4 separate regions of the Homo sapiens genome follow, and all the other regions are linked to region 4. Evidence: chromatin contacts called from ENCODE Hi-C or POLR2A ChIA-PET data. All regions are on one chromosome and are shown on one strand. The core of a region is the stretch at or near the end of the contact, and the rest is flanking DNA. Distances in the headings are between cores, read along the strand shown.

The links. A loop is a pair of places that touch in the nucleus more often than their neighbours do. ChIA-PET counts read pairs that join two places held with the same protein, here RNA polymerase II (POLR2A). Pooled maps may share reads with other maps.
Region 1: a loop to region 4 is called in a map of ascending aorta, with 7 times the contacts of the local background. The contact joins the promoter of KIAA0040 here to the promoter of ZBTB37 in region 4. A Hi-C loop is called at or near these places in 3 of 168 maps with a recorded cell type or tissue (ascending aorta and naive thymus-derived CD4-positive, alpha-beta T cell), 2 of 37 single-sample maps with no recorded cell type and 13 of 50 pooled maps. POLR2A ChIA-PET finds 5 or more read pairs at or near these places in 1 of 52 experiments (CD4-positive, alpha-beta T cell).
Region 2: a loop to region 4 is called in a pooled map, with 4 times the contacts of the local background. The contact joins the enhancer-like site here to the promoter of ZBTB37 in region 4. A Hi-C loop is called at or near these places in 6 of 50 pooled maps.
Region 3: a map of naive thymus-derived CD4-positive, alpha-beta T cell shows a loop between it and region 4 (5-fold over the local background). The contact joins the promoter of PIGC here to the promoter of ZBTB37 in region 4. A Hi-C loop is called at or near these places in 1 of 168 maps with a recorded cell type or tissue (naive thymus-derived CD4-positive, alpha-beta T cell) and 9 of 50 pooled maps. POLR2A ChIA-PET finds 5 or more read pairs at or near these places in 1 of 52 experiments (CD4-positive, alpha-beta T cell).

Annotation. Positions count from the first base shown.
Region 1 is chr1:175,191,426-175,194,125 of GRCh38, forward strand. KIAA0040 reads right to left here and starts at 1,351. Exons shown (of 4, transcript NM_014656.3): 1 at 1,215-1,351. RefSeq lists enhancers at 554-603, 744-793, 1,034-1,183, 1,904-2,013.
Region 2 is chr1:172,638,172-172,640,871 of GRCh38, forward strand. No RefSeq gene overlaps it. Among named protein-coding and RNA genes, the nearest start is that of FASLG, 20 kb to the right of the region's middle. RefSeq lists an enhancer at 366-1,565. Within about 2 kb of position 1,305, at least 6 of the 41 ENCODE cell types and tissues checked have a DNase peak (open chromatin) inside an H3K27ac peak, as active enhancers do.
Region 3 is chr1:172,442,761-172,445,460 of GRCh38, forward strand. It overlaps PIGC (phosphatidylinositol glycan anchor biosynthesis class C), which reads right to left and starts at 1,309. Exons shown (of 2, transcript NM_153747.2): 1 at 1,228-1,309; 2 at 1-70. It overlaps C1orf105 (chromosome 1 open reading frame 105), which reads left to right. Exons shown (of 7, transcript NM_139240.4): 2 at 2,313-2,398. RefSeq lists enhancers at 1,141-1,664, 1,388-1,697.
Region 4 is chr1:173,867,044-173,869,743 of GRCh38, forward strand. ZBTB37 (zinc finger and BTB domain containing 37) reads left to right here and starts at 1,337. Exons shown (of 5, transcript NM_001122770.3): 1 at 1,337-1,362; 2 at 1,882-2,077. It overlaps GAS5 (growth arrest specific 5), which reads right to left and starts at 946. Exons shown (of 12, transcript NR_002578.4): 1 at 917-946. SNORD74 (small nucleolar RNA, C/D box 74) reads right to left here and starts at 702; the gene lies at 631-702. RefSeq lists a silencer at 1,372-1,781 and an enhancer at 1,416-2,615.

The DNA.
Region 1 (2,700 bases), core at 101-2,600, 1.3 Mb after region 4:
GATGGGGACAGAGAGGCAGAATTTCAGACAAAAGGAAAGACTTGGTCAGATTTTCCTGTACAGCTGCCTCTCCAGCCCAGCACTGGGTGAAGGGCAGGCACATCAGACTAAGTGGTTGATGCAACTGAACCAGTTTAAAGGCTGGTAAGACGCTTGCAGAAGTCTTTAGATAGAACTTGCAAACCATTTGCAAAAGGGTTAGGAACAGGTTGCATCAATGCTATGTTTAAGTCCTGCTCTTTGTAACTCAAGGCTCTCCCATTATCTAACAGAACTTCAGAATGAGGGTTCCTTAAAATTAGCTTCAGGTCCTTATGAGCTGTAGCTGAGCAAATGAAATGCAACTGCTTTAGAAGGGAGGAGCTTCCAAGATGCTCCAGTGGTCTTTTCCTTCCCTTCCTCGTATAACGCAATCGGTGGCACAATCCCGCTAAGTAGCATGGCATGCTGGCTGCCGGTGTTCTGTTAAATTAGGGTGAGTGCTTGTCTGTGCTTCAGTTTCCCTTTCGGTTAGGCAGGACTGGTCTTCCCACTAGCTATCATCTATAGTTTACTTAACTCTATTATCATATGATGAATCCCGTAAAGCTCTTCAGAATGTTAGGGAAACAGGTCCTATTATGTCCCCCACTCTACCTTCATGGGTGGGATGGGGGGTCTGGGGGTGGGACCACTGAGAGTCAAAGAAGTTAGGAAGTAATCTGTGTCACAGCAAGCTCCCTGGAAACTCTCAGAATAGCAAACAGGTTTCCTCTCCGCCCCTGGCTCCACGCCATATTTTCGTTTTGGCTAGTTCCTTAGCTCCAGAGAAAATCTGGCTTCACCTAGAATGGTTTAGAAACACCTAAGCCCGCGATGCTTTCCGGAGGGTCTCAGGCCTTAGCTTTCTCAGTAAAAAACAGAATTTCCATGTGTCCCCTTCAAAGCGCTCCTACCGGCAGCTGGAGTAAGGTAACTCCACCGCCGACCTCCGAGGAGTTCATGTGGACTCAGCCCAGGCGCAGAGAGGAAGACTCCTGAGAGTCCTCGCGAAGGAGGGAAACACACCAGAACTAAAGTTGTGAAGGCGCAAGAGGCTACTTAGGAATAATTCCTTGTATCTCTGGGGCAGGTCTCATCCTTCTAAAGACAGGAGTGACTGGGCGTCTTCTTCCAAACAGAGGGCGCTTAAAAATGTATTTTTAAAAAACATAACAGAAAGTCCTGAAACTCACCTTTCGGTCCGCGGAAGGGCTTCCTGCAGGCCCAGGGAATCTCCTGGTTGCTGCCCCGTCTGACAGCGCCCCGGGCCCTGGAGGGAGGTGTGGGTTCCTTTTTGGTTGCCTCTGCACTCCCACCCCGAGCCAGGTCTGGCGTGTAGGGCCCCGGCGCCGGCCAAGGTCGTGGGAGCCGCCCGCCCCGCCCCGCCCCGCCCCGCTCCACCCCCGCGCGTACCTGCCGCTGCCGCCGAGGGCAGCGCCCTCTGTGTTCCCTGCCTTCCTACGGGCCGACGCCTGGCATAGTTGAGGTTTCGCTCCAACTCTGTCCTGCCCCTGATGTCACAGGCACAACTTCCTGAATCTGGCTCGCCGTTCCGCCCGCTCCAGGGGCTCGGCCCAGGCTTTCCACCCTGGGCCAGCCCACCTCGGGTGCCTCTGGCCTTGGGCGCACACGCCCCAGACGCGCCCTCCCTCCCCGTCTTCCCGCCGGTGGCTCCCCACTCCCCGCCCCCCGCCATTACGTGTCCTTGCCCCCTCAGTCCCGGAACACGCCTCCTTCAGGACACAGCGGCTGCGGAGCCAGCCCCGGTGTCTCTCACAGACGCACCAGTGTTCCAGGAATGGGACACAGAACTCCGGGCAAACCCGGCTTCAGGGAAAACAGCTGCCTAAATAGAGGGCCTTCCTGGAAGGGGTGGGAGGCGTTGGAGAGGGATACCATGCGGCAGGTTGGGTGAAGGCTCCGATGTCTTATCGGGACAAATGAGCATGACAGTCCCCTCTAGCCAACGCCGGTTGCTCCAAGGGGTGCAGGTGACATCTCAGAAGAGTCTTTGTCTCTGCTGCCTGGAGGCGCTAAGGAAAACTGCGCCCCAGGAGCTGTCTGTCACAAGCAAATGACGGAGGGGAAAGCTGACTTCAAAAAGTTCTCAGGGGTTCTTCCCTCTCATCCTCAGCTGCTCTCCATCTACTTTCTATTCAGATCTCTTGGCTCTAGTTCCGAGCACATGGGATGCTAGGAAATGAAAAGACCTGCGCCCCTTTGAATAGGGGACTCCAGACACAAAGCTCTGATGATTCAGAGCTTGTTCAGTGCCTCCAGGGATACTGTGGGTGGGAAAAGAGGGGGATGCCAGGACCTGGCTGTGGATCATTTCAGGGGCCTCCTCAGTGTCATCCTGGGAGGTCCTCCCTGACAAGGGCCTGAAATGCTGTTCCCTCGACTGTATTTGCCAGGTACACAGGTACCAGGTGCCAGGTGCTGAACCAGGACTTGCCCTCCATCGACTGTGCCTGAGTATGGGTGTCCTTTGGCTTCTCCAAGTGGGCATTAAAATGACTGCTGCAACCAACTGTCACAACTGAGATTCAAGAGATTCCTTTCTGTTTATTCAGGAGAAACCACGTGGCTCTGAGTTGAAAGGCCAAAGAGAAAACCCACCATCCAGCCTGAAACGCCAAAAATGGCTAGAAAAAGAGGAAAATAAGTTATTTATTTATT
Region 2 (2,700 bases), core at 55-2,554, 1.2 Mb before region 4:
AGCACACAAGGCCCTCATGACCTGCGGGGGCTACCTTGCCTGGCAGTCCAGCCTCATTTCTCACTCCTCTCTAACATTTGTGCATTCAGCAAGTATTTATTAATGCCTCCTTGTACCAAGTCTATTCTACGTTCTGGGGATGTAGCAGAGAGTAAAACAAAGTCCCTGCCCTCAGGGGGCTTACATTGTAGTTGGAGACAGACAATAAACAAAGAATTGTGTAAAATATCAGATGGCACTAAGTACCATAGAGAAAAATAAAGCCAGGTGAACCCTAGCTGGCAGGTTGCACAACATATCTTGCTCTCTTTTCATGCTCTCTTGTCTGCCTTGAATGACTCTTTTTCCTTTCAGCTTAACTGCCTTCTACCTATTGTATCACTTGGGGGCCTAGCTTGAGGGTTACAACCTCTGACACCTGTGATCCTGCAAGTGTGAAATTGATGACCGCCCTCCTTGCTTGTAAGGTACTTGTGTCTACTCTTACCATACGGTTATAACTGTTTTTTAAAGTTTATAGTTACTTTTCCATATCCCCCACTAGATAGTGAGTAAATTGAGGGTTTCTGCATATTCTTAAATTTTCCACGGATCTTTGTTGACTAAATGAACAGTCTCTTTGGAAAGATCTTCAAGGAAGGAGCTGCTTGGTGGGAGAAGAATTCTCCTGTCCTCTGTTTTTCTTTTCCTTTTCCAATAAGAAAGTTTCTTTCCTCTGCTCTCAAAGCACAAAACTATGCATGAGGTTATTTGAAAACCAAGTAAAAGGACATGGTTTGTGTCCTGTGGTTTGGGGGCTGGTTATTCATGAGTGTGAAATGTCTTACATTTTCAGTGAGTCACAGGAATGCAACTTTACCTGGTTGTGAGACATCAATACACTCATTCTGTTTGCATATTCATACACACACTCATGCATGAAAAAAGATGAAACACGTCCTTTATATCTACAGGCTGGGACTTATCTCTATGCATTTCACTAGGCAGATAAACAGGATGCACACTTATAATCGACAAAAATCAAACACTAAAATCTACTCCTGGCACTGCTCTATATCTACCCAGTATCTTTGACTTTCTGTGTGCTGTGGTTGTGTCTGGCTTCTGCTGCCTGGGCTTCCGGTGTGTGAAGCCTCCTTTGTCTAACATTCTGAGATCCCCTGTGAGTGTGACTGAGGCTGGCTTGGTTTTCTAGAAGACCCAGGAGTGGTTCTCCCTCTGCCCTGCATGTTGCTGCCCTATGGAACAAGATGACGGCTGAATTTCTGTTGCTTGGTGGAGTACACACATGTTCCACTGCATTCTGGAACGCTTGAGCTCTCGAGCCCAGACCGCAGAGTGCTGTGGGCAGATCAGTCTCTGATCTGTCTCATCTCTGGAAACCCTGATTCTCGTTATGTCAGAGCCTCTCCAAAGGAAAGTAACCAGGGTAGAATCCTGCATGAGGAGAGGAGCAGCCTTGGGCGGCAGGTGACTGCCTGTGAAGCTTGTGCCCTGGAAGGTTGGCTGTGGATAAATATCCACCCAAGGGCATAGCATGTGTGTGCCTTGCCTTTTAAGGGAGGGCTGGTTGAGGAACAGGATGGTCTGTTGTGGTTGCAGCTCCATGAGCAGACTAAGCCAGGCTGGCAGGAATGCCCAGAGGGTTCTGAGCAAACTTAGCAACGAGGATTCAGGTCACTTACCAGATTGACCATTTCTCTTTAATTGGTAATTTTCTTCATATGATGCTTCCAATAAAATGTGCCCAAAGGTTTTGTTGTTGTTATTTGTTTAAAAATAAAGCTAAAATAAATGGAGATAATAATTCTTTAAGCCCCATGTCAAATTCAGCCTTCCCCATGAAATATTTCTTCAGTTCCCAACTCTGTTCTTTCCTCCTTCTCCAGTCTAAATATGCCATCTCTCTTCTTTAACACAGTACTAATTTGGAGTCTTCTTAAAGTGTTTCTCGCACTTTCTCTTTTTAATGTAGTTACTGTTACATAAGAACTTCTCAGCTTCAGTGCTGTTTTTCTGACCGTGGACAATCAGGGTTCCTAGACTGACTTGTTCCTCTTTGCCTCCCTGAAGCAGTTAGTGTAGAGCTTTATGCCACAGGAACTCAATAAGCCACGGTAGAACCAAAGAGCTCTTAGCCTTGCACCATTCCCTTGCCCGCTCCTGGTGACTTGATGACCTGCACTGGCCACATGCTAGCAGGATTTCCAGGCAGACTGCCTAAACATTTCAAACAGATTGGGTCATGGCGGTAGAGCACATGGCGTGGCATGAGCTTCAGAAACGTGTTATGCTTAGACTTCCCATGAACTTTATAGCTACTTTACCGTCTGAGAGCTACAGACAATCTTTCCACCCCTGGTAGCTGTGTAACATCCTTGAGGACATGGAATATTTTCCATTTCATTATATCCCCACAATGGTACCTGGTGCCAGGTGCTCAGGAAGTATTGGTGGAGTGGTTGATTAGGTTGCCTGGCTTTGCAGGGGCTTATCAGTCTATAATTTACACCACTGACCTTCCCCCAAACTCCAGGGAGGGAAGAGGGACTGAAGATTAGCAGAAAATCACCCAGGAAAGACAATAAGAAATGAAGGCTTCTACTCAAAAAGTAGGATTTCTAGTAAGTCATGAAGGCTTAATGCTGTGTCTTTGTGAAAGGACTGAAGTCTGCCCTGTTTGTGCTGGATGAAGGCAGG
Region 3 (2,700 bases), core at 59-2,558, 1.4 Mb before region 4:
TTTTCAAAGGCAGGGGCTAGGCCTACAATAGATGAATTTGTCTCTGAGGCAGGACAACACAGCCAAGTTCCTAGAAAAAGAGAGACTGTGAACCTACGAAAGTTGTGAAAGGTCAAGAGTAGTACTGAGATAAAGTCAAATCAACTCAGTTTACTAAAAGTCTGAGAAAAATGTATGTGGTAGTCACCTTATGGGACATTAAAACTGCATTTCAGATTTGAAAATTATAATTCCTTGAATAATAATAGACATCTGTTAGCTATCGCTTATTGAGTACCTACTATGTGCTAAGTGCCTTATGTATCTTCTTTCACTTAATCCTCACCACCTTGTAAGTTAGTATTAGTCCTGCTTTGGTAAAAAAGCTGAGATTCAAGATGCTTAAGTAACTTTGCCCTAAGGTAACAGAGCAGAGCCAGGATTCAAACCAAAGTCTTATCCCAAAGCCTGTGTCTCACATTGTATCTCCCTCTAAAGCAGTTCTTAACTCAGTGGTTCACATATCCCTTAGGTATATCACATTGCATGCTTATATCTGGATTTGTGTAAATTTATAGGGATAATATCCATAGTTTTTATTGGTTCTCAAAGGCATGTTATTTGTATTTTTTAAGTTACCAATCCAAAGACAATAGTAAGCTGCACCATACAGAAAGGTATGAGCTCTATAGTTTAACCAAAATCAAAGCCTCAAAGAAACTAGACTCTTCTTCCATTAGCTGAGCTTAGCATCCTTTAAAGAGCTATCAATCTACTCAAAACAAGGAAACTCTTGAGAGGATCGAAGAAGATAATCATTCCTTTTTCACAATGAGAAAACTAAGAGTCAGAAACACCACAGCCATCCGGCAAATTTGAGAAAAAAAAAATTCATATTGCCCGACTTTATTTCTTCCATGATAGACCACAACAAATATTGCTTGGCAAGCCAGACACCGTTACCCCCTCTGCAGCAGGGATCCCAGCCCGGGAATCTTAAGGCCGCCGCCGGGGTTGGAGGGTCTGCGACGCCCAAAAGGGCAGCGCCCGCCCGCAGAGTGGGGCTGGGAGGGGACGGGGTAGGGTAGGGTGACCCCAGGGTGCGCCTTCACTCTTCTGGCACCCCATTTGGCTTTTTGGGTGGGCCTCCCACTTCCGCCGCCGCCCCTCACTCAGCCTTGGGTCTGCGGGAGGCAGCAGAGGAAAAGGAGCCCCGGAAACACTGACCGTTACACGGAACCCACCTACCCGAGAGTTCCTAGGGTTGCGCAGCTGGGGGACGGCGGCACCCAGCCTTTTTCCCGCTTCGGGGCGCCGGGGCTGCGACTGTGGCCAAGCACTTCCGGGTCCGCCGCAATCTCCTTAGCGAGGGCACCCTTCCCCGGCTGGAACCATCGCGACGTGACTGCTGCCCCCTCCTGGCTGCTCGAAGGACCTCCGGTCTCCTCTCCTGGAGACTGGCCCAAACCCGAATGCTCTGAGCCTAGGAAGGCAAATCCCCAGCAATCCCCTATTGAAAGATGGGATGTGCCATCTGAAGGACTGGGTAAGGCAAGAGAGGACAAGGAAAGAGGCTGGGCCAGTAGGTGAGAGATAATGGCCGCTTTTGTTGCGCTCCTTTATTAAGTCAGGCCCTCAGCTGGGACTTCCCGTGCATCCATGCGTTCATTCCACAGATACTGATTGAATGCCTGCATGTAACAAGCCATGCTTGGGGTGCTCATGATACAGCCGTGAATGAAACACACAAAAATTGCTGCTCTCATGAAACTCTCTTTTTTGGTGCATTGACCTTTACACTGATTATATCATCTCCCCCCTCAAAGAGGACAAATCTAAGGCTCAGATAAGTTGTATTTGTCCAAAGACAGGCACCTGGGAAGTAGATGAACAGAGATCAATATCCAGTTGTCTATAGCTTCAAAGCTTGGTTTTTTTCCTCTTTACCTCCTAAAAGAAGTGAGGACAAGATTGCTAATTAAACTGAGTTCATGGAAATATTAAAGGATATATAAACAGAAGGAAGTAATAAAGAAACAAAGGGATGTAGTAAAACACAGGATACAGTGGAAATAAAAGTCAGAAAACATGACCCATTTACTAGCTCAGTGACTCAAGGCAAATCACACTACCTGAGCTTTGATTTCTTCATCAGTAAAATGGAGATGACATTATTTGCACTTGGCTACTTTATAGGATGGTTAAAGAGTTAAATATAAAAATGGTTTGTAAAGTGTTCACTATATGGCTGCTATTAGCTGACTTTGGCCATCGTAATGATAGCAATGTTTAAGTGTGATATATTCTGTAAAATGTTCTCTATTTCCCTCTAGGCTTCTGTTCCAAAATTTGACAAGATTCCTTGGCTTAGTGAGGCCAGCCTTGTAAACAAGCCATTAGTGCTCAGCCTTCCCAGAAGGTAACCTCTCAGCCACCGAGGGCAAAAGTTTTACGAAACATCTCACAGAAGATGATTTCTTCTTAAGGGATGGGGACAATTATCAGAGGGCACATTTGATCCATTGAGAAACTCAAGTCAAGTGCTTTAAAAATAGAAATAATCCGGGTTTCTCAGAAAAAAATGATCACTGAGTATAGGCCTGGCTAGAGGAGATGAGATCTCAAAATTTTTCCCTCTCCACCACTACCACTCAACAGTATAAGATAATTTTTCCCCTAGACACTGTCTCTCAAAACACTTCCATCCTCTTTCTCACCCCA
Region 4 (2,700 bases), core at 87-2,586:
CTAAAGAGATCAGGTACAGATTTTAATTCATTGTTCCACGGTTCTTTTTTTTAAAGAGTGTTCTTTAAAAAAACGGTTCGTCTTTTTAAACCAATGATGCAGGTAACATACCATTCATTATCTAGCGACAGGTAAAGGATACACTTAATGTTACAAAGAAGCACTGCACCCGCAGTTAAGAACCACCGATGGCGGCCGGGCGCGGTGGCTCACGGCTTGTAATCCCAGTATGTTGGGGGACCACGGCTGGTGGATCACCTGAGGTCAGGAGTTCAAGACCAGTCTCGCCAACATGGTGAAACCCCGTCTCTACTAAAAATATAAAAGCCTAGCATGGTGGCGCGCGCCTGTAGTCCCAGTTACTTGGGAGGCTGAGGCAGAACTGCTTAACTCGGGACGCGGAGGTTGCCATTAACCGATGTCGAGCCACTGCATTCCAGCCTGGGTGACAGAACGAGGCTCGGTCTCAAAAAAGAAAAAAGAAACACTAATGGAAATATTGGTGACACTGCGGAATGCAGGCACTTAAGCACGTGGACTACCACCGACAGCCTTTCATGAGAGCGGACGGCTGATGGAGGCTCGGGTCACGGCCCTTAACAATAGCTTACTCGGGTGACTCGGCATGTGCCACCATCAGAGCGGTTGGCATTCATCATTACTCTCAGATGTCCCTACCAACACAGGCTTCATCAGAGGCAGGGCACGAGAGCCGAGGCTTCTCCGCAGTTCTACTCTAACATAGTCGCAGCTTAGGTCACGCATGCACCATATGTGCAATCCCCCACCATCCTCAACTTGTAGGCCCTGCAAAGGCGCGCGACTGGCTTAGAAGTCCCAGTCAATTCAGGGTGACCTTAGCAGACAAAGGCTGGAGCGCCCCAAAACCCGCAACATTCGCAAAGATAAAACATACCTCACAGGAGTCGACTCCTACCTCGAAAAGACAGTATGGTGCCTGGGCTCCTGTATATAAGAGTTCTTTTGATGACGTCACGACGCACGCTCCCGGCAGCGTCCGCTTCGGCTCCTCCCCCTAACCTCCCTCAATCTTCCTCTCATCCAGTATCACCTTCTTCCCACCCCTTAAGTCCGCCCCTTTTCCCCGCCCTTCCTCGCCATTGTGGGCAGAGACATGACCGTCCACGTGATGCCGTGCTCCCGCCCTCCTCCCGACTGAGGAGGAAGAGCAGAGAGGGGAGGGGGCGCGAGGCAAGGAAAGCTCTGGGGATGGGGGAAGGGGGGGCGGTGTAAGGCTGAGTGATTTCCTTCCGGCACGTCGCCCGCTCCGTGGGAGGGGGTGGGGGATTTCACTTCCGGGACGGTGTTCCGGCCCATTCCGGCCCATTTCCACCCCCGGAGGTAGGTGCTGCTCCTTGACTGGACTCGGGCCCCACACCCCAGTGCCACTTCCCTGCACCGGGGTCACCTCGCCCGCCCTCCGCCGCAGCGCGCTCCTGGGGCGCTCAGCTACTTTCCTTCACCCCGCCTCCAGGCACCGGGCGACCTTCCACCCCCTTGGCCCCCGGCCGGGCTGATCTGCCGGACCCGCCCCCTCGCGGGGCCCCTCCCTCAGGACCCCGGGAAGGGCGGCCCCCTCCCCCACCGCAGCCGGGACACACCCAGATACGCACACCCACCTCCTGGCAGCTCCCCGCCCGCCGCCGCCTGGAGCCGGTCCCTGGGCGCCGCCCCCTTCCTAGTTCTCACCTGAGCGCTGGCTCCCCCGCCCGACGCCTTGTCCCCATCTTCTCCGAAGTTCCTCAGTGACATTTTGCCCTTTAGCCAGTTCCCCTCTCCCCAGGCTTCCTAACGCAGAAGAAAGCTGCTCAAGTGCTGGAGTGGCCAACCCCATGCCGTTCCCAATTCTCCCTTTTACAGCTCTCACCCCTCCAGTGCCGACGGTAGCGAAAGACTTTCCTCCAGGGGCTTCCTCACTGGGGAATTGCCGGAAAGAGCAAACAAAAAAGGCGCTGGTGTAGGCTCCAAAATAAACACATCTGAATTCATGATGGCATCGACAGAGGCTCTTATTGGATTAAAAGTTTCAAAACAAACAATAACGCTTTGGAAAAAGGTCAGATTGGCTAAAGTTGATTGTTGAAAACAGTGTATACACTTCCCTATTTAATAAGTGTGTTGTTAATGCGGGGCAGTACTGTGAGCTTGGCAGAGTAAGTTCCTGAAGTTTCAGGTGTGGTGTAACTATGTAATATATAGATAAGTGAACGCACATTGGGCTTAAGTAAATGTCTTCCTGTTCGGATTTATACAAACTATTTTCAGTAGTTGAAACTGTACTTTCAACTATCTTGTATACAGCTTCAGGTTTAGTGTTTCAGCCATTTTTTAAAAATATTTTAATGGAAAAATGTTGGCATACTTGGTAAATGCTGTATTTTTTCATCGGATCTGGAGAACTAAGTTTCAGGATGGAAGTATTCATCACCACCTCGGAATTGCCAACTTCGAATTTGGCAGATTTACCCAGCTTTCCTAATTTTGACAACTGAACTTCACATTCTCTGCATCTTGGTTGAATCCTGGCACAGCTGTGGGATTTTTCCTAGAGTTTGCTTCACAGCCCTATAACCAAAGTCTTTTTGTGGGGGGGGCTCTGATTCTTAAGCTTAGAAATATTAGCCTACATTCATGTGGGATATTAGTCCTTTTATAAAATAATAAACATAATTCTTGCAG